Linked DNA regions of Homo sapiens: region 2 is linked to region 1. A link is an interaction called in ENCODE POLR2A ChIA-PET data of the cell type or tissue named here. Cell type or tissue: MCF 10A. All regions are shown on one strand. Each heading gives the region's core, and the rest is flanking DNA. Links, peaks and the distances in the headings are about the cores only. Region 1 overlaps LOC105370759 (a long non-coding RNA gene). Region 2 overlaps FMN1 (formin 1).

Evidence for each region. Peaks named below come from ENCODE experiments on the same cell type or tissue, not always from the same donor. Only the 100,000 strongest peaks of a DNase experiment are listed, where the experiment ranks them.
Region 2: POLR2A ChIA-PET joins it to region 1 with 16 read pairs; 3 of 35 experiments call an interaction of 5 or more read pairs at or near these places.

What each region holds. Positions count from the first base shown.
Region 1 is chr15:33,197,073-33,207,287 of GRCh38, forward strand. It overlaps LOC105370759 (a long non-coding RNA gene), which reads left to right. Exons shown (of 3, transcript XR_932090.3): 2 at 2,170-2,310; 3 at 7,110-7,476. Among named protein-coding and RNA genes, the nearest start is that of FMN1, 7.5 kb to the left of the region's middle. RefSeq lists an enhancer at 4,672-4,991. In MCF 10A, for the core only: a CTCF peak has its summit at 5,044; a DNase peak (open chromatin) is centred at 4,979.
Region 2 is chr15:33,143,939-33,154,153 of GRCh38, forward strand. It overlaps FMN1 (formin 1), which reads right to left. Exons shown (of 21, transcript NM_001277313.2): 4 at 9,110-10,215. Among named protein-coding and RNA genes, the nearest start is that of FMN1, 46 kb to the right of the region's middle. RefSeq lists an enhancer at 1,382-2,581. In MCF 10A, for the core only: no CTCF peak of the experiment used is centred there; DNase peaks (open chromatin) are centred at 6,193 and 8,773.

The DNA.
Region 1 (10,215 bases), core at 855-8,854:
TTTGTTTTGTTTGAGACAATTTCACTCTGTCACCCAGGCTGGAGTACACTGGTGTAATCTCGGCTCACTACAACCTCTGTCTCTCAGGTTCAAGTGATTCTCCTGCCTCAGCCTCCTGAGTAGCTGGGACTACAGGCATACACTACCATGCCTGGCTATTTTTTGTGTTTTTAATAGAGATGGGGTTTCACCATGTCGTCCAGGCTGGTCTCGAACTCCTGACCTCAAGCAATCTGCCCGCCTCGGCCTCCCAAAGTGCTGGGATTACAGGCGTGAGCCACCATGCCCAGCTTGTTAGTGGAGTATTTATGTGATCCTTGCTTAATAAACAGTTACTGGCCGAGAGGATTGCATGGACCCAGGAGTTTGAGACCAGACTGGGCAACACAGTGAGACCCTATCTCTACAAAAAATAAATGTTAAAAAATTAGCTGGGTGTGGTGGTGCATGCCTGTAGTCCCAGGTACTCGAGAGGCCGAGGCAGGAGGATCACTTAAGCCCTCGCACTGCAGCCTGGGTGACAGAGCTAGATCCTGTCTCAAAATAAAAAATAAAAAATGAAAAAATAAACAGCTACTAAGTGCCTAATATATGTTATTGTACTAGACTCTAGGGATATCCAGTTCAATAAAGCCCATTTCCTAATGGAAATGCACAGCCTAGCTGAGAACACTCAATCTGGACCATACCTGAAGAGATCACTTTATCAACAAAATTACTAATCTTCACAACCACCCAGCAGGGTAGGTGTTATCACCACCTCAAGGCTGAGGAAACTCGGACTAGAGAGGATAGTGACTCACTTGAGGTTGCAAGTTTAAGAAAAAGTCTTGACCCCAAATCATTCTGACCTGGAGGCCCACATTTTCTTTCTTTCCTTTTTTTTTTTTTTTTTTTTGACGGAGTCTCTGTTGTCCAGGCTGGAGTGCAGTGGCGCAGTCTCGGCTCACTGCAACCTCCGCCTCCTGGGTTCAAGCGATTCTCCTGCCTCAGCCTCCTGAGTAGCTGGGATTACAGGTGCCCTACCCAGCTAATTTTTTGTGTTTTTAGTAGAGATGGGATTTCACCATGTTGGCCAGGCTGGTCTCAAACTCCTGACCCAGTGATCTGCCCGCCTCAGCCTCCCAAAGTGCTGGGATTACAGGCATGAGCCACCAAGCCCGGCCAAGGCCCACATTTTCACAATATACCATACTGCCTGCCTAAGAGAAAAAGCTGTCTCTGATAATCCTTACCGAAATGCATTCCTCTGTGGAACATGTGAAGTAGATGATACAATGCCTATGAATTCGAAATTACTAAATTTGGTCAATTTGCTTATCAAAGGGAACCAAGAAAACGGAAATAATGGTCCTTGCCTACCTGGGGCTTAAGGTACTATTTACACATTCTCGTTTGAAGTCCCCAGGGGTAAATAGGATTTCATGGGATTCCCCATTCATTCCTGTGTTATTATATACATATATTTTAATATATATAATACATATATAATTAATTTTAATGTATATTAATACATATAATTTTCATTCAGTGTTCCTGGCTCATAACTCCCGTAGCCATTGTTGGTGTTTTTTTATAATGCTGTGTGTGTTAGGCCTCAGGGCCAGGCCTCAGGAAACAGAATCTCTCTCCTGCCCTCTCCTTATCTGCCCCAAGGCAGGACTCTAATCTTCTCCACCTTTCTGATTGTGGGTCTTAAGAACCTCCCCACAGAGAATCCCACCCTATACACTGGGGGAAGGAATGGTGACATCATGAAGCTTCCATAAAAACCCAAGAGGATGGGTTTTGGAGAGCTGAACCTGTGGAGGCTGACAGGAAGGTGAAGAAGAACTCGCATGTGCTGGGCGGATGGCACCGCTCAACTCCTGGGGACAGAAGCTCCTACGCTTGGGACCCTTGCAGACCCACACCCTATATATTTCTTCATCTGGCTGTTTATTTGTATTCTTTAAAATATCCTTCTTAATAAACCGGTAAGTGTGTTTCTGAGTTCTGTGAGCTGCTCTAGCAAATTAATCAAACCCAGAGAGGGAGTCGTGGGAACCCCAGCTTGAAGCTGGTTGGTCAGAAGTTCCGGAGGAAACCCGACTTACAACTGGTGGGTCATGGAGAGGGTGGTCTTGTGGGACTGAGTCCTCAACCTGGGGACTCTGACTCTGTCTCCAGGTACATAGTGTCAGAACTGAATTGGAGGACACCCAGCTGGTGTATACTGCTTCATGTCGGGGAGAAAAACCCCCACACCTTTGGTCACAGAAGGCTTCTGTGTTGATGTTCGTTGTGATGATGTGAGAGCAGAGGAAAAAGGTGGGTTGAGAGAGTTTTTCCCAAAGCAATCCCTACGCTGTTTTCTTTGCCCCTTAGTTCATGTTTAGTAAAATTAGTTAGTGAAGATCACACCCAAGTATGGTGGGAAGACCAGCAGAATTGAGCTCACTTGCTTATTGGAAATGCAAAATCTCAGGTTCACCCCAGACGTCCTGAATTCAAACTGCATTTTAATAAACTACCCCTAAGCGATTCCTAGGCACTAAAGTTTGAGGGCTGTTTAACCTGGGAGAAATGCATTTAATAACTCCAGCAGCTTTCTGCCCAAAGAGGCTTGCTTCCGACCCTGGACTGCACAGGAGTGGAGAAGAGGCAGAAGAGACAGGAGCAGGAGGCGGGCAGAGGGGATGGGGACATCTGCAATACACATATTCACACATAGGAGCATTACCTCCAACAGCAAGAAGTATTACTGCCCACAGATTACTAACTGTAACTTCTCTCAAAAGATTAAACCATCCCTTTACTACCAGAAGAGGAGAAAGAGAGGCTTAAGCCAGGCTTTGCCCTAGATGTATCCTATAATATAGCTGAAGCTTCCCAGTCCTGCTGCTATGACCTACAGTCAATGAAAGCCCCAGAGGTCATAGTTCAACCAGTAAGTGCTTCCTTTTAAAGAACAAGATGTATAGGTCTTTCCAGCATTAAACTGCAAGTCAAATGCCACTTCCTCCGTGAAGCCTTCCCTCATTCCCTTTCAGTTCATTTCCAGTTCTGTGCTTCTGTAGCATGTTGTTTGTACTTCTCTTACCCCATTGCCCCCATAAAGGGCTGCAGACATATTTGCTTTCTACCCTGGATTCAAAGCAACTTGAAGGAAAGAATTGTCTGAGGTTTACCTTTTCATTCCCCCTAATACCTTGCATATAAGGAGTGATCTACTTTGTTTAGTTAAATCACTGTCCCTCCCTATGGTGGGTGGATGACTTCAGTGTGTGACCTAGAAAATCAGAAGAAGTGATCAAAAAAGAAGCAGAGAAACAAGATGCAGAGAAAGAATACATTCTGGCGGCTCCATTTGAAAGGACTCCAAGCTGGGGCGAAGAAAAGACATGAGATGTGGCAGGTGACATCATCTGTGGCTTTAGGGTTTCACCTTCCCATTATGTGACCAGTCAGAAGCAAGGAGTTTCTTTTACTTAAGAGCTGATGTCAAGGAAAGGGAATTTGTTAGAACTGGCGTGTGGATGTCAGAGAGACTAGCTAAAAGCCGGAGTGAAAATGGGATTCGATACCAGGAGTGAATAGTGGGAGGATAAAAGGGGCAGTGATATGAACAGCATTCCAGAGAGCAATCCCAGGGAAATGGACTTTGCCCCCTCACAGAGACAGACCTTGCTCTCACAGGAATGAGGGCATAACAAACACTTCTAGAAAGAGCTCAACATTTCAAAATCCCACCTACTAATTATGTGGCGCAACCCAAATCACCTTAACCAATCTAGACCTCAGTTTCTCCTTCTGTCACTGAAGGGGAATGATGAAGTTATCCCAAAGCACCAGTCACAGGACCACTGATGTTAATGTTCTTTGCTCTGAGCTAAATTTACACATGTAACATTCTCTAAAATAGATTTTGCATTTATTTCAACCCCAAGACAATCTATGAGAGGGAAGGGCCATCCGTGGAAAACGTTAAACATGAAACCAATGATTACATCCCTCTGAAATGTAGGACACAGGGAGTAAACCTAATCTCCAAGATGTTTCCACCCCATTTGCCCTGGGCTATGTAATCAGCTTTTCCTCTCAACGCCCGGATAAGTGCAACTTGCCGGCTGCCACATTTGTCCTAATATGGATGATATTCTATCGATGAATAGCTACTACTCACCCCCAAATTCCCTGAAAAATACTTAATGGCATCAAAATGGCGATCTCTGCAACAGATCCAGGGATCTCAGATACAGAAAAACAAGTGTTTGATGCTGCTACATTGTCACTCAACATGGGTTCATAACCTGGGGAAAGGTAGATCAGTCCGTGGAAAAGTCAGAACTTAAATAGCAATTAAAATCCTCATACCGCCAGAATAATACCTCTTCAGATTGAGGGACTCATTCTCTCTGATGCATCATCCATACTTATTTATTTCCCAGCTCATTCCAAAAAGGATTTGAAATGACAAATTATCTTTGAAACATTGCAACACGTAGGTGAACGTTGTGGAGGCTGATGAAATGTTTGCAGACTAACAGGATTTTTTTAACTTGCCTACAGAAGTCTTAAAAATATCTTAAATGCCACCTGAAGCACCATATGGAGAAATTACTCTCACTTAGCTACAACCATAATTGCCTTTATGCTGTCGTTTTGTACAAAGAAAGCAAGAACTTGAATCTGAAACTGAAACTTGAAATCACTCAGATTTTCTGAAAAGGCTTAGATTTGACTCAACAGGAAAAGTCATAATGATTATAGTTCTCTTGAATATTGGGGAGTAGAGAGGAGAAGAATGTGAGGGGTTCATGCCGAGAGATATATTCTCAGACACTGCAGCAGGACTTGTACTCAGTACAATGCTACTGACTTGTCACTAGCTGGCAAGACGGGCTTGGTGTGCCGCTTTGTCCACGGGTCATTTGCTGAGTCACAAAAGCCACCAGGCTGCATCCCTGAGGGCAGGAAACAAAGAACAGCAGGCTTCTGAGTCACCTGCTTTGTGAACAACCCAAAGGTAATGCTGAGGAAGAATCTCCCCAGAGGGGGCAGAATTTGAGACAGTGCAGCACAATCATGTTCCATAGCATGAACTAGCTGGAACCGTAGCAGTCAGAGGAATCCGAGCCAAAGGTAGCAGGCTCTGCAGAGAACAGCTGCAGCCTCCAACAGAAAGGAAAAGCTTTCCTTTCTTTTTTTTTTGAACATCTTTTTAAACAATTATACAAATTATACAAGTAAAATTTTAAACAATTCTACAAATTATACAAGTATCACATGAGCATTATAATTTGAAAAAATACTGGAAAGCACAAAGGAGAAAATAAAAATTGATTATTCATTTATGTAATCAGCAAGTATTTCTGGAGCCCCTTCTAATTATTACCAGGCCCTTTTCAAGGCACTGGGGATGGAGAGATAAGCACAAACCTGCTCTCTTTGAACTTATAGTCATGAAAGGAGGCAGATAATACAATCTCACAAAGGAGAGGATCACCATTTCCTCGGCTAAACACCACAGGGAAGGTAATGTGTCTCTAAAAGCAGATTATAAAGGAATCTAGTCTAGGCCCGGTGGCTCACGCCTGTAATTCCAGCACTTTGGGAGGCTGAGGCAGGTGGATCATCTTAGGTCAGGAGTTCGAGACTAGCCTGGCCAACATGGTGAAACCCTGCCTCTACTAAAAATACAAAAATTAGCCAGGCATGGTGGCGGGTGCCTGTAATGCCAGCTACTCAGGAGGCTGAGGCAGGGAGAATCGCTTGAACCCAGGATGCGGAGGGTGCAGTGAGCTGATATCGTGCCACTGCACTCCAGCCTGGGCAACAGAGCGAGACTCCGTCTCAAAAAATAAATAAAATTAAAATTAAAGGAATCTAGCCAGACTCAGGGGATCGGGAGAAGGGAGTAGCAGTCTGAGAAGGCTTCCTGAGGAGGTAACCCTAAACTGACATCTGAGGAATTAGTCAGAAGCGAGTTGAAGAGCCACCCAGGTAGAAAGACTATCATGCAGAAGCTCCCTGGAAGGAGGGAGCATGAGGTGTGTTGAAGAACTGAGAGAATCCAGTGTGAATAGACTAACAAGAGCTGGAAGGAAAGAAGACATAAGCCTGGAGAGGTAGACAGGAGCAGACCATCTTTAAAAGGCACTGTCAGCCTTCATCGATGTCCTTTGTACTTCAGATATTTTATTTATTTATTTTAAAGATAAGGTCTCACTCTGTCACCCAGGCTGGAGTGCAATGGTGCGATCACAGTTCACTCAAACTGAGCTCAAGTGATCCTCCTGTTTCAGCCTCCCATGTAGCTGGGAACTACCAGCTGCCACGCCCAACTAAGTTTTTAGTTTTTTGTTGAGACAGGGTCTCACTATGTTGTGCGGGCTGGTCTCAAACTCCTGGCCTGAAGTAAGCCTCCTGCCTTGGCCTCCCAAAGAGCTGGGATTACAGGTGTGAATCACTGTGTCTGGCCCCAGATATTTTACTTATGTGTATATATGAGCATATGTGTATGTGTATAAATGTGTATACATACCATATATGTATATATGTGTATACATGTCTGTATGTGCATGTATTATAGTTTAACATTGCCATCAAACTGCCAAATTTTCCTCTAGTATGTGCCAGTTTATACTCTTGCACTATATAAGAATGTCACTTTCACTTCACTTCCAGTAGCACTCATTATCTTTTTTTAAATTAAACACTTGCAGGTTTGTTTGTTTGTTTTGAGATGGAGTCTTGCTCTGTCACCCAGGCTGGAGTACAATGGGACAATCTTGGCTCACTGCAACCTCCAACTCCCGGGTTCAACTGATTCTCCTGCCTCAGCCTCCCAAGTGGCTGGGATTACAGGCGCCCACCACCATGCCTGGCTAATTTTTGTTATTTTTAGTAGAGACGGGGTTTCACCATGTTAGCCAGGCTGGTCTCAAACTCCTGACCTCAGGTGGTCAGCCCACCTCGGCCTCTCAAAGTGCTGGGATTACAGGCGTAAGCCCCTCCACCCAGCCCACATAAATTAAACATTTGATAAGCAAAAAGTGTATCATTTAAGTTTCCATTTAACAGTGAACAAATATTTATCACCCATTGTTTTCTCACTTGCTTCACAGAGAAAGCAGGAGTTTTCTTATCAGTGAAATAAGTACAATATTGCTCATGTGAGTGGAATAGTCCCACTGTTGGAAACATCTCTTGCAAAGGCTCAGCCTAGGTATGTAATGGTCCCTTATTACTCATCCCTAAATGAAGGCATTAAAATATGTGAGCAATTCATCAAATTAGTGTCAGCCATTAGCCTTAATTCAAATTAATGCATGAGATTCATTTCCTCCTGGCAAATCACATAGTACAGTGCTGAGGGAAAGAGAAAAGTCTGCTAAGACTGTTTGAGATGAGAGAAAAGGGTCAGATCTGGGCTTGACAGGAAATGGATCAATATGAAGGAGGTAATGAGTGGTGGGACCCAAACTAGGGACCTATGAGGAGGCTTCATGTCAAGGGAAAAGGGGCAACTATTGGGAAGGTGAGGCAGCAGAGAGGTGGACTGAGGTTTGACAGCCTCAACATTATGCCTAGCCAGAGCTCTGTACCTTTGCATGCATCAGGTGGAAAGACTCACTGGCCTCCCATCTATCCTTAAGTCCCTTATGCACAAATGGGTTTTTGATCACCAGAAATCAGGACTGTGATTGAGGGTGTGTGCAGGTTGCAAAGATTTATGCATAAGTCCTATGTGGTATAAATGACATCCCCTGGGACTGAAATCACACAAGAAGGCTGGCAAAAGCTGCATCTGTGAGGAGCATTGGGGAGGTGTGGAAGTGGGGCAGGGAGGTTTACCTATTTTCAGGCACTGGGACACCAGAATCTTCACAACAATGGTCAGAAGGGATTCAGCCCAGAGAACTTGCTGCAACACCACTGAAGTAGTTGTTTATTTAGCTTGAGAACTTGATGAAATGATGTCGAGAAAGACTGAAAGCACAAAGCACACCAGCATTGAGTTTGACATTCATTTTACTATCTAATCTGTATGCCACAAACCACACATACAGTATATTTCCTATGTAAATTTCCAGGTCCAGCTCACTAAAGAGGCGGGCAGAGCTATCACATGTTCTTTATTGTGGTCTTCGCAGAGGCCTCCCCTTTTGTCCTGCTCATGTTCTGTAGATGACCTTCTGTGGGTCTCAGTTCCATGTTGTAATGGCATATCCAAGTCCAGCTTCAGGGGCATGCAACCTGTGCAGTCACACGGGCCCCGAGCATAGAAGGGCTCCACACTTTGTTTAATGTTGCCATCTTGAAATTTTTTTTGAGCAAGGGGCCTCACGCTTTCATTTTATACCAGGACCCACAAATTTTGTAGTTGGTCGTAGTCCTATCTTGTTACCAAGGCTCTTGTTTCCAATATTAAAAAGTCCTAGAATATTCACAGTATAATTGTGTGGTAAGGAGAATATGTTTGAAACCAGGGTTTATGTCTTAACTTCTGCCACATCCTAACAGTGTAAGTTTTGAGATACAAGATCTCTCTAAACCTCAATTTCCTCACTTGTGCCTAACTCATAATTTGAATTTTCTTTTTTTAGAAAATATTCAGGCCGGTCAGACACAGTGGCTCATGCCTGTAATCGCAGCACTTTGGGAGGCTGAGGCAGGCAGATCATGAGGTCAGGAGTTCCAGACCAGCCTGGCCAACATGGTGAAACCCTGTCTCCACTAAAAATACAAAAAAATTAGCCGGGCATGGTGAAAGCTGCCTGTAATCCCAGCTACTTGGGAGGTTGAGGCGGGAGAATTGCTTGAACCTGGGAGGCAGAGGTTGCAGTGAGCCATGATCACGCCATTGCACTCCAGCCTGGGTGACAGAGCAAGACTCCATCTCAGAAAAAAAAAAAAGAAAAGAAAAGAAAAAAGAAAATATTCAGGCCAGGCATGGTGGCTCATGCCTGTAATCCCAGCATTTTGGGAGGCCAAGGGGAGTGGATCACCTGAGGTCAGGAGTCCGAGACCAGCCTGGCCAACATGGTGAAACCCCGTCTCTACTAAAAATACAAAAAGTTAGCCAGGCGTGGTGGCGGGCGCGTGTTATCCCAGCTACTCAGGAGGCTGAGCCAGGAGAATTGCTTGAACCCAGGAGGTGGAGATTGCAGTGAGCCGAGATTGCACCACTGCACTCCAGCCTGGACAACAAAAGCGAAACTCTGTGTCGAGAAAAAAAAAAAAATCAAAATGTGGCAAAGCACTTAGCATCTGCTTGGCACAATACGTGAAGAGACTATTAGCATATGATTATATAAATTTTACTTTTATTTTGTGCATTTATTGTGCTATTTAGTGGAGACTTTGCTCTCCTCCAACATGGTCAGTGAAATATTTGACACTAATTACCATGATAACAGTTCGTCTGATTGTGTGGCCCTTCAGACCCGCATCCCTCTCTATCTCCTTAATCTGCACACTGTTATCTGATCAGTGACTACTGAGTTCTTCCCCTTTGTGTTCCTTTCATTCAGTGTTCTGCATTGTTTTTGTGGCCATGAGAGGGCTTTTATTCTGCAACCTTAGACAGAAAGAATAACTCCCTGATTTGAATCTAGGCTAAAAATGGATTCTGAATTCTTTTTTTTTTCCAAGGTGGAGTCTCACTCTGTCACCCAGGTTGTTGTGCAGTGGCATGATCTCGGCTCACTGCAAGCTCCGCCTCCCAGGTTCAAGCGATTCTTCTGCCTCAGCCTCCTGAGTAGCTGGGACTACAGGCACGTACCACCACATCCAGCTAATATTTGTGTTTTCAGTAGAGACGGGGTTTCACCATATTGGCCAGGCTTGTCTCGAACTCCTGACCTCGTGATCCGCCCGCCTCGGCCTCCCAAAGTGCTGGGATTATAGGCGTGAGTCACCGCATCCAGCTGGATACTGAATTCTTAAGGCATTCTCACTGTTATCCACTTCACTGGCATCCCATGACAATTTTTATATAACACCATCAGGGATCAGTCCTATCCACAGCAGTGTTACTGGCTAACCAGTTCACACCCCACAATGTGTAAATCTGAACATCAGCTTCATTTAAAACATATACATGAGTGCGTGCATGCACACACAAATGCACAGATAAATGAAAATAGGTGTCAAAGGAGAACAAAAATTGACAGCCAGAACTGCTTCAGAAGTGTTCTGATGTCTACATCTCACATTGAAAAAATTAGG
Region 2 (10,215 bases), core at 2,214-10,213, 52 kb before region 1:
GATAATATGTCTTGAGGTCCAAAACCTATCGCCTTGATAGAAATATGATATGGAAATCAGTAGGGACAAAATTACTATTAGATGCAGAAATTGAGAACACTTTGAAGAGAGAAAATGTGACTTCACGTGATTCAGAAATGATTGGGAGGAAGAAAGGGGACCTTTGTTTTTCTTTTCTTTTGCTCTTTCATCCTTTAAGATTTCACACTGAAATGACATTAGTAGTCAGACATACCATTCCAATTCCTTTCTGACTTGATTTAATTTAGAAAATTTTAAAACCCTGATTTAATTCAAAGGCTACCGAGTGAGCCAGTTTGAAGCTAGACACTGTGGGGAGTACCTCAGAGGTATCCTATACGATCTCTGCCCTCAAGTTTTTTTATTAATGCAAATTAGGTAGAAATCCAATATTAGGCCGGGCATGGTGGCTCACTCCTGTAATCCCAGCACTTTGGGAGGCCGAGGTGGGCGGATCATGAGGTCAGGAGATCAAGACCATCCTGGCTAACACGGTGAAACCCCCATCTCCAGTAAAAATACAAAAAATTAGCCGGGCGTGGTGGCAGGTGCCTGTAGTCCCAGGCTACTCGGGAGGCTGAGGCAGGAGAATGGCATGAACCCGGGAGGCGGAACTTGCAGTGAGCCGAGATTGCGCCACTGCACTCCAGCCTGGGCGACAGAGCTAGACTCCGTCTGAAAAAAAAAAAAAAAAAAAGAGAAATCCAATATTAACCTACACAAAACAATAAAATATCGATAAAGATGCTATATAAGTAAGTGCCTTAAAAAACAAGCAGCAAATGTAGCAGCTTTAATCAAGAACAAATCAGCAAATCCACATCGAATAAACAACTCATTGTGAGCTATTCTTTGTAGCATCATTTCATCATTGGAAAATACCAAAAGGAGTGGGATTTTAAAATCCTTTCTGCCCCTATGAACCAGCAATGATGTGTAATTATAATAAAGCTAATTTTAAAAAGTGCTTTATGAACTATTTTCATTGATATTATTTCATTTGATTCTCAAAAAACCGCTATGAAATTTGACATAATTCCTTCCAGCAACTGCAATCAGGGGAGTAATAACAAGCTAAAAAATCGGTATTTCACTGACTCTACCGATTTTGGTGCTTCCCTCTCCCCCACACCAATTTCCCCTGAATCATTCTAGAAATCATGTGTGCTCGTGGATGTAATCCTTCCTCCTCATCACTGCTTTCATCTCTTGCTTCGGCTGCACAAGGTGCCTCTTGATGCTTCCAAAATGGGCACCAGGGCTGCTGTAGTCAAAGGTGCCAGATGTGTTGCCCAAGGCACAACTGCCTACCTCTCCCGCTTCTCCTTGGGATAAGACAAAATCTCATTCATTCTACCATCAATAAAACCACACTGGATAAAATCTAGTTCATTATGCCCTTTCACACCGTGCTTCCATAGCACCTCCAATAGGGACACTGCTTCCCCAAGTCTGTACATCCTGTTATGCAGAATTTGCTTTCAATGTCCTAAAGAAATTTTAGTAACATTACTCTTTAAATTTTCACACTGCTTTTTTTATGGCAGTCCTCTCTCCCTATCTCCAGGCATGAATCCATGGGGCTGGCGCAACAGAAAATCTGGAGAACATACGTCATGCTATTTTCAGTGTTGTCCCTCCCCGTGGTAGCCGCTACCCTCGGATGTGGCTCAAATTCTTGCTTTCCTTAAGATGAGCTTTGTCCTGTGATGATCATCCCAGCCCTCAAGCAGAAGACTCTGGACGGGCATGACTGTCAAATTATCCAGACATGCCCAGACAAGTCTGAATCCTAGGGAGAACATAGCTGAGGCCCAAGCTGCACACCTTATTTACTCTCCACAATTCCTCTGGGCTCACCTGGAAACCAACAGCTTTACTCAGTCACAGGAGCACTTCTGAGTTCTCCCTCTAAACACAAAACTGAAACTAAAGACTTGAACGTTTTAGAAAAAATACGTGAAATCTGAATGAACTGATTTGTGACTTTATTGTGAATAAAACCGTATTACCATGAATTTTTTTTTTTTTTTTGAAATGGAGTCTCTCTTTGTCACCCAGGCTGGAGTTCAGTGGTGCAATCTCGGCTCACTGTAACATACTTCTCCCGGGATCAAGAGATTCTCGGGCTTCAGCCTCCCGAGTAACTGGGACTATACCATGAATTACTAATACAAAAATCTGAATCTCAGCGTTTGAAGTCCTCACTCACTTGCTTAGCGTGAAACCCAGTCCTCAAGAGAGGAAGTCCCTACCTCTCTTGAACAGCTCTTCAATACTGCAAAACTGTTGGGCTTCTGATGATAAAGTTCTTTCATTTCTTTTTGCCAAAGCTCCTTCTTCCTCAAGTGTAGGGGCCCTCCCAGGAGGATGAGGAAATGTTTGTCCAAGACATTCTGGCCCAGAAGTGTTCTCTCTTGGTACTTTTCCTTCAGTAGTTTGTTGTTCCTCCCTATTATCCAACATCGTTCCAGGACCCCTCAAATCCGTCTGTATCCCATACATCTCTGAATTCCAATTCTGACCTGATTTCAAGTTCTTTCCTATAAGGCTCTGAGCCTTGTTTCAATGTACTGGAACAATCCATGACTGTGAAAAAAAAATTCCTAGAACCTTCTATGAGAGGGAAGAAACTCCAGAACATGCCATGATAGGAGGCTGAGCTGCCGGGGCACACAGAGGAACTCCAAGGGGATGGTATGACCTAATATCACAGCCCAGGGGCCACAAAGATACATTAGATATGGTCTGATTCCAATTTCAAAATTATCTAACAGAAGTCACTATCCCTGTAAGTGATCAGAAAGCAAATACAGTGAGATCGGCACCACAGTCATTTATCTGCTCACAGCTATCAAGAGGAAGGGGGTGGGGCCGCAGTGGTATCTGCTGTTTTCAAAAAGTGCTTTCTCAGGATTCCCTAAGAAATAAAACAAAACAGGCCGTGGCTCACCCCTGTAATCCCAGAACTTTGGAAGGTCGAGGCGGGCAGATCACGAGGTCAGGAGTTCAAGACGAGCCTGGCCAACGTGGTGAAATCCCATCCCTACTAAAAATACAAAAACTAGCCAGATGCACACCTGTAATCCCAGCTAGCTGGGAGGCTGAGGAAGGAGAATTCCTTGAACCTGGGAGGCGGAGGTTGCAGTGAGCCAAGATCACGCCACTGTACTCTAGCCTGGGAAACAAGAGCGAGACTCCGTCTCAAAAAAAAAAAAAAAAAGAAATAAAACAAAACATACGCTTTCAATATTCAGTACTCTGCTTTATCAGTTTGATATAATACTTGTAATCCAATTACAACCCGAAAAGGTTGTCTTTTTCTCATGTCCCAACCAATAATGACATGAGGCAGAGTGTTGAGTTAACAAATATATCCAATGAATTATTCTCTAAAATTTAATATCTATTTATTTTAAAAATAGTTTTCTCTTTTACATTTATCAGTGGCTGTTACTTTTAATCATGGTGTTATTCTGCTATTTCTACACATCTTTGGAATTATTTCGGAAGGCTGTGCATATAGCCAAAGGCCACAGACTGCCACCCTTGCTTTATATCTTGTACTCTGAATCCAAAAATAGAGACAAGTGAAAAGCAATCCAGTGGAAGGTGTTATCCTCAAAGCATAATTCAATCTTAATCTGGGGAAAAATGCACAGGCATAGAGCTGGCTTGAGATTTTAAAACATCAGATTCTGGCCATGGTCCTGGCCTTTAAATCACATTCCCCTTTAAAAAGCAAAACAAATGAGAAAAATACTCATTTATTTTATACAGAAACTGACCTTAAAATACAAATTGTTCATTAGTAGAACATTTATTTCGTATTTCACATGCCAATGAGCTATTCTTATTTGAGATCATTGGAAAAGGCACTCTTTAAAATTCTCTTTATGCTTTACACAAAAAGCAAGCAGGCACAATGGGATCTCAAACACTGTTAAATTTTAAGAGCTTTGTGTGTTGTTTTTTGAAAAAAAAAATATTGTTTCTGAATCCATGGACTAAAAATCATATTACCAGGACTTCTAATTCACTTTCTCTTTGTATGAACTTTTAACAATAAAAAGATGGTCAACCTAATCAAATTTAGAGGAGAAAGGTCACATGAGAAAGAAATAAAACACTGTAATAATCATTTAAGTATTAAGATTACCACTGTTCTATAACAAAACATATACCCATATACCACATAAACACACATTCTTCTTTCCCCTGTTGCTCATTTAAAATTCCATCCCATCTTTCACATCCATTCACTAATAAATCGGAGGGAAAAAACTGTAGCCACTACTTCCACTTCCTTATCACCTACCTTCAGCCTCTTATAATCTACTCATAGACGTCATTCTACCGAAGTAACTCCCTCAAAGAGGGTTAGAAGCAACAGTATTTTCCTGTTCTTTATGGCATAATTCATCCCCCTCATCCAGACTCCCATTGGCTCCTCCAGATCCACTCCCCATTTTTCTCAACCTGCTCTTGGCCCTGGAAGGCTGACCCCGTAGACCACAGCCCCTGGCTTGGCTCCTTTACACTCTGCTTTCTGGTTGGTTCAGTTAGAGGAGGTTTACAGGAAGTGGTCCAGAGGAGGGTGAGGCCAGGATATTTATCCCCACAGCTTCCTCTCCGCTGGGTGTCTCTACCAGAAACCACTGTTCCTGACAGAGGGTCCCCTCCATTAATCTCCCCTGTCTGGGCTCCAGTGACCACGCACGCCTTCCCTTGCGCCTTCAGCCTTGCAGGTATCTGTTTCCTCTCAGGACTGTGAGTAATCCAGGGGCCTCTCTGAATTGCTTTCTTCCGTTGGTTTCTGGATTATGCTCTATCCTCATCCTATCCCTACCTCCTGGACTAGTGCTTTTTGAGCATGGCTTTTACAGGTCTCTAACAACCTACATTTCCCCTTGTAACAATGATATATTCTCAATGCTAAAATTCTTGCCTCAAAGGACATGGGGAAAACATAGAAAAGTGTACTTTAGCTATAATTGTACTCCCCACCCCCGACCCCACACACAAGCACTCTAGGTGGTGAATTTGTTTTTTTCTTAAAAAATAAAAGTAGTTAAATCACTCTTGAAGAATCATAAAAGTAACATATTCACTACAACCAGAGAAACAATATAAAAATATGTAAAGAGAAATAAAATTAATGCCTTTCTCCAATTTTTCCGCATCTTTCTCTTTCACTTCATTCCCCACCTCCACTGCCTTGACCCTCAATAAGGAATGTTAACAGCCTGGCCAGTGTTCTTCCACACTCATCTCCATGATATTCGAACCTGTACCAAACATATATATTTATATATTGGGAGGGGTGATAGTTGTTTTACAAAACCTGAGAGCATTTTATGTATTATTTTATAACTCAAATAGATACAAATCTAGATCAGTACTCTGAACAGCCTCATAATATTACAGAGCATAAATGCACAATCATTTATTTAACCATTTCTCTAATGATGAACATTCAAATTTTTTCTAGCTATTTTTTGCCACTACAGACAATGCTGCAATAAACATCCTTATGCCTAATTTCTTATTGGTACATATATTTATGTAAGCTAAATTCCTAAAAGTGGGATTGCCAGGTCATAGTTACACAGAGTTTTAATTGGGATCCTATTACTTTCTCAAAAGTGCATAGCAACATACTTTATGTCAACTTAATTCCTGTATTTGTTTTATATGGGTAGAATATGGCTGATGCAATTTTTGAGTCCTATTTTCCCTCCATTAATTTTAGATAATTTTCTTTGTACTACATACTTTCTGTAGTAACCTTAAATGGCTGCATATGTCTATTAATGTCGTGACGCTTCTTTACAATTTTATTGGAATTGCATCAAACCTTAATATTAATATGGGAAGAGTTTATATTTACTTCCCATAATGTATATCCACAGAGACAATCAAAGCTTTGACAGTAGTATTAGGGGTTTACACATGTAAATAAAATTTATTTCATGTATGCCTCTTAACTCTTAATAAGTTGACATTAATTACATATTTTCATGGGCACAAGAATTGATCAAGAGATTCTCAGTTCTCAATATCAGGAAGAACTATGCCTGGAGCATATGCTTCCATCACCACATCAGTGACTTCAGTCAAAGGAAAACAACCACAGGATTACTCAAGAGCATACTAAAGATTGGGCATTTCCCAAGTATGGTGAGCCAAGCTCCCTGTGATTCTTCTGGCACTAAAAGGGTTTACTTTGAATCAAAGGTAAATGAAAGCAAGCAAAACAGAAAGGAATCCTAGCACCAAGCTCCAAGGACACTGCTTTGCAGGCTAGCACAACTAGAGTTCCTCAAGGTTTGGGGGAAGACCATACTCCACAAAGGCTTGGGAACATTCCACATCAGTCTCCACCCGCCAAATAAAATACTATAAAACCAATCTCCAGGTTGGTGGTGGGAGGAGGCAGGAGAAGAAAAACCTGACTACCAGTTCTTGTTAGTATATTCTCTATTTTATCACCACTATGTGGTGATAATGGAGATTCCCATGCATCATCCTTGAAATGAGAAGTTAAGAAATTACAAACCCAACAGAAGGTGCATCGCTGGCCTCTGTGACATCCTTATGCTACATCCTGCATGAATGGTAATGTCAGCTTTAACTGCTTAGTCTTGTAACAAGGATAAGCGGGTTTCACTGGTTCCTGGGAATTACTACTTGCCTCTAACATTGAAGAGTCTTCCAACTGGAAACAGATCTGATTACTTTTGCCAGACTTAATCTCTTTCTTAAGCAGTTAATGAGAGCTTTCAATAATCTTAATGACATCACTTCAATAAAAATACCTAGATGTTATTTCCACAGGAAATAAATGTCCACAGACCATAAACTTAATCTGGTTAATAGCTAACCTGGGAGAAAGGTGGGAGTTGGGTTCAGATAAAGGGACACTGTAGTGTGATGGTAAATGAATTATTCACCCCTCTTTCTGGACTGCTGGCAACTCTCTGAGCCCTCTTCTGGGTTTAGGTGGGAAGAGAAATGAAGTGAAAGACAAAGGTAGCTGGAAGCAGGAAACTTCTCCCTGTATGGGCTTCCCAGCTGCAGGGAGTCACTGAAGGGTTCAGAATATAAAGAGGACTCACAGCGACAGGAAAGGGAAAATCAAGAGAGAAAAGGGAACTAGACAGAGGATACAAATCAAAGGTACTATCTGGGGAACTCCCTCCCTCATGCCTTTCAAAGTAGGGCCAATAGGAGGTAATGGCTGGAGGCCCTATAGGAAGTCTCCACAGTAGAGAAGTTACCCATATCAAAAAAAGCTCTTACCCACTTCTACTCTCCTTCCCTTTTCCAGCTTCTTCTTTTATAAGGTTAGAAGCACAGGAGATGCTTACAGTTCTTATGACTGGTTCCTGAAAGTGCTGCTGAAGATCCCAATGGAAGGCTGAGGCCAAAGTAAAGGGAATGTTGAGTGATTGCACGGAGAGGCCAAAGGAACATGTGATCATCCATTCACCTTGTCACTCAGTGGGCTCACGGTCAGTCTCCAACAGAAACTGAATGTGCTCTGTGTGCCTGCCTTGATCCAGATACACTGGAGCTTTTATGATATTTTTCAAATAGAAAAAGGGCAAAATAATAAGATAATCCTACATTGAGGAAAAAGAGGATTTACTAAAGAGCAATGTATTTAATGCACAGTTTCTGCAGTTTTTGGAGTTAAGGCAGCTAAGATATTCTACACTCTTGCCTCCAGAAATCTCTCTCTTAATAATCTCAGAGAGTTTCCTTGTCAAGTGTTTCTAAGTCCTCAGCATCCGACAGGAGAAAGAATTTTCATCACTAGGGTTCTGCAATACATGATATAAAATCTACGATTCTGTGACTTTCCTGGTGAAGCATATTGGTTATGAAAGTAGAAAATCTTATCAAAACAAGATTTATTGCAAAAAACAAGATGAAAAGCATTTACCACATTTTTAAAGCTCTACCCCCTGGATCAATGATCTAGAGAGATTTATAAAATTTCACAAGTTCAAAATGACCAAAAAGCTTTGAAGCTCCTCTTCCCTAGATAGATATTTTTTATCTCAAAAATTGCACTTGATGTTTGCTCTAACCTGTAAGAGACTGTCTATCATATTAGGAGCTATTCCCTAGAAAAAGCATTGCCCACATGCTGTTAGAGGAGCTCTGAAAAAGAACACATAACCTGCACAATGGCATATAAAACCCTGAGATTCTGGCCACAACAGCCTAGAAAATGTAATGAATACCAGAGCAGTGCTTCTTTTACACAGTCTTTTTTGGTCCTATTGAATCCACAAAATTATTTTCATGTAACATTTTAAATCACATTAAGTATGTAAGTCAAATGAGCTCTTTAGCACCTTTTACATAAGAAATGATGCTATACCAGTAACAGTAACAACCCATAAGTAAAAGATACCTACGGAATAAAGTCAATTTGTGCTTATTTGGGAAATTTAAAAACTGTAAAAAAAGAAAACTTTGAACCAAGTTTCTTCAAATTAGACTGAATTCCTTCCTGTTCTGTTAAAACACAAAAGTTTTTGTCATAAAATAATAGCACTTATCGAGATGATTACTAAAAACAAACAAACAAAAACCTCTAACTACAGACATAAGTGAAGACACAGCGTACTTTTGCACTTCTGCTTAGAGAATCCCTAGAATGACTCCAGCAGCATGAATGGCAGAATTTAGGTCAAGAGGCCAATTACCCAGTGTTACCATCAAAGGCAGGGACAAGTTACCACTTCTCTCTGCCTGTTCCTGTTTTCCTTTGAGAGTCACTGTTACGCAACCACAGAAGTAACTTTAGAGGATGCCAAAAAAAAAAAAAAAGAAAGAAATAAAAGACATTCACAAAGTCCTGGAAGCAACTATACCTCTGAACCACTAGGTCAAAACCATCCTAATCATCTCCACACCCCGCTGTTCCACTCCCCGTTTTCTTGCTACAAAGTGAAGTAATAGGCCTAGGAATTTTGGTCCATTGTTAATCAGTCAGTTTCTAAGTAGCACAGGCAGACTGATAGTTCCCCAATCAGCCAAGAATAGATTCAAAGCATCTTAAACAGAGACTAACCTGGAGGTGACTGGTGCTGGGGCTCAGCTGTGGTCTTCCCTGGCCCCAAGCTCTTTTCCAAAGTTTCCCCAGGCACCAACCGAGGTTGGCCTGCTCTGAGGAAGGCCGGGCTGGCTCCTTTGGTCTCCGTGACCTTTGCAGAGGATGGTGGCTCCAAGGTGTCAGCAGAGACGCACCCAGAGAAGACACGGCTCTTTCTACAAGGAGAGTCATTAAGAGCAGCTTCCCTCTCACCAGGCAATGCAGGGAGCCGGAGGATCCTGTGATGCTGCTGAGGGCTGGGGAGCCTTGGAGACAGAGGCGAGGGAACAGGTGACGTCTGTTTGTGTGTGCTGGACTGCGAGGCTGAATTATTAAACACCTTGCCAAGAGCTGCCGGTGCTGGTGGGGATGGCTTCTTCTTATCACCTCTGGGTTGTGAGGAGTCAGGACCTACTTTGTGGGGCAGATCCAGAAACAAGGACTTGTGGCCACCAAGGGGCAACCCGGCTCTCCTCTTGTTTCTCGTTTCTGGGCGAGTGTGAGGGACACTCGTGTGGACAGGGAAGCCCAGTCTTTTCCCCTCAGGGGCTTCATCTAACTTCTCACTCTCTATCACCTTCAGGGGGACCTTGTTCACGGCCCCCTCGGCACTGGCCGACACACTAGAAATGGAGGCTGTTTCCCCGGCTGGCGACTGCGATGACCTATCCCCTTGCCGCTCCTTGCCCTGCCGCCTGGAGCCATGAGCCCCAGCCTCAGCTCCCGGGAGGGTGAGCAAGTCGGCTTTGGGTACAAACTCAGCGTGGGCTGCTGGGCGAATGGCAATCGTCTCCTTACCCTTAGAATGCGTTTTAACTACTCTTTGTACCTGGGAGGACAGGTCCTGAACTTTGGCCACCACTTTGGAGACAGGTTTCTGCTTGCAAGTCCGCTTAGCCGGCTTCTCCATCTCATCCTTTTCTGCCTCTGGATGCTTCTCAGGGTCCTGGTGACTTTCAGACAAACCTGTTTGCTGATGCTCCAGCCCGCTCGGCGGCCTCCGAATGCCATCCCCTCCTGCCTCTGTGGAGCTGCAGTCAGGGGGCAGCACTTCTCTTCCAAGCCCAGTGTCCTTGAAAGCCGTC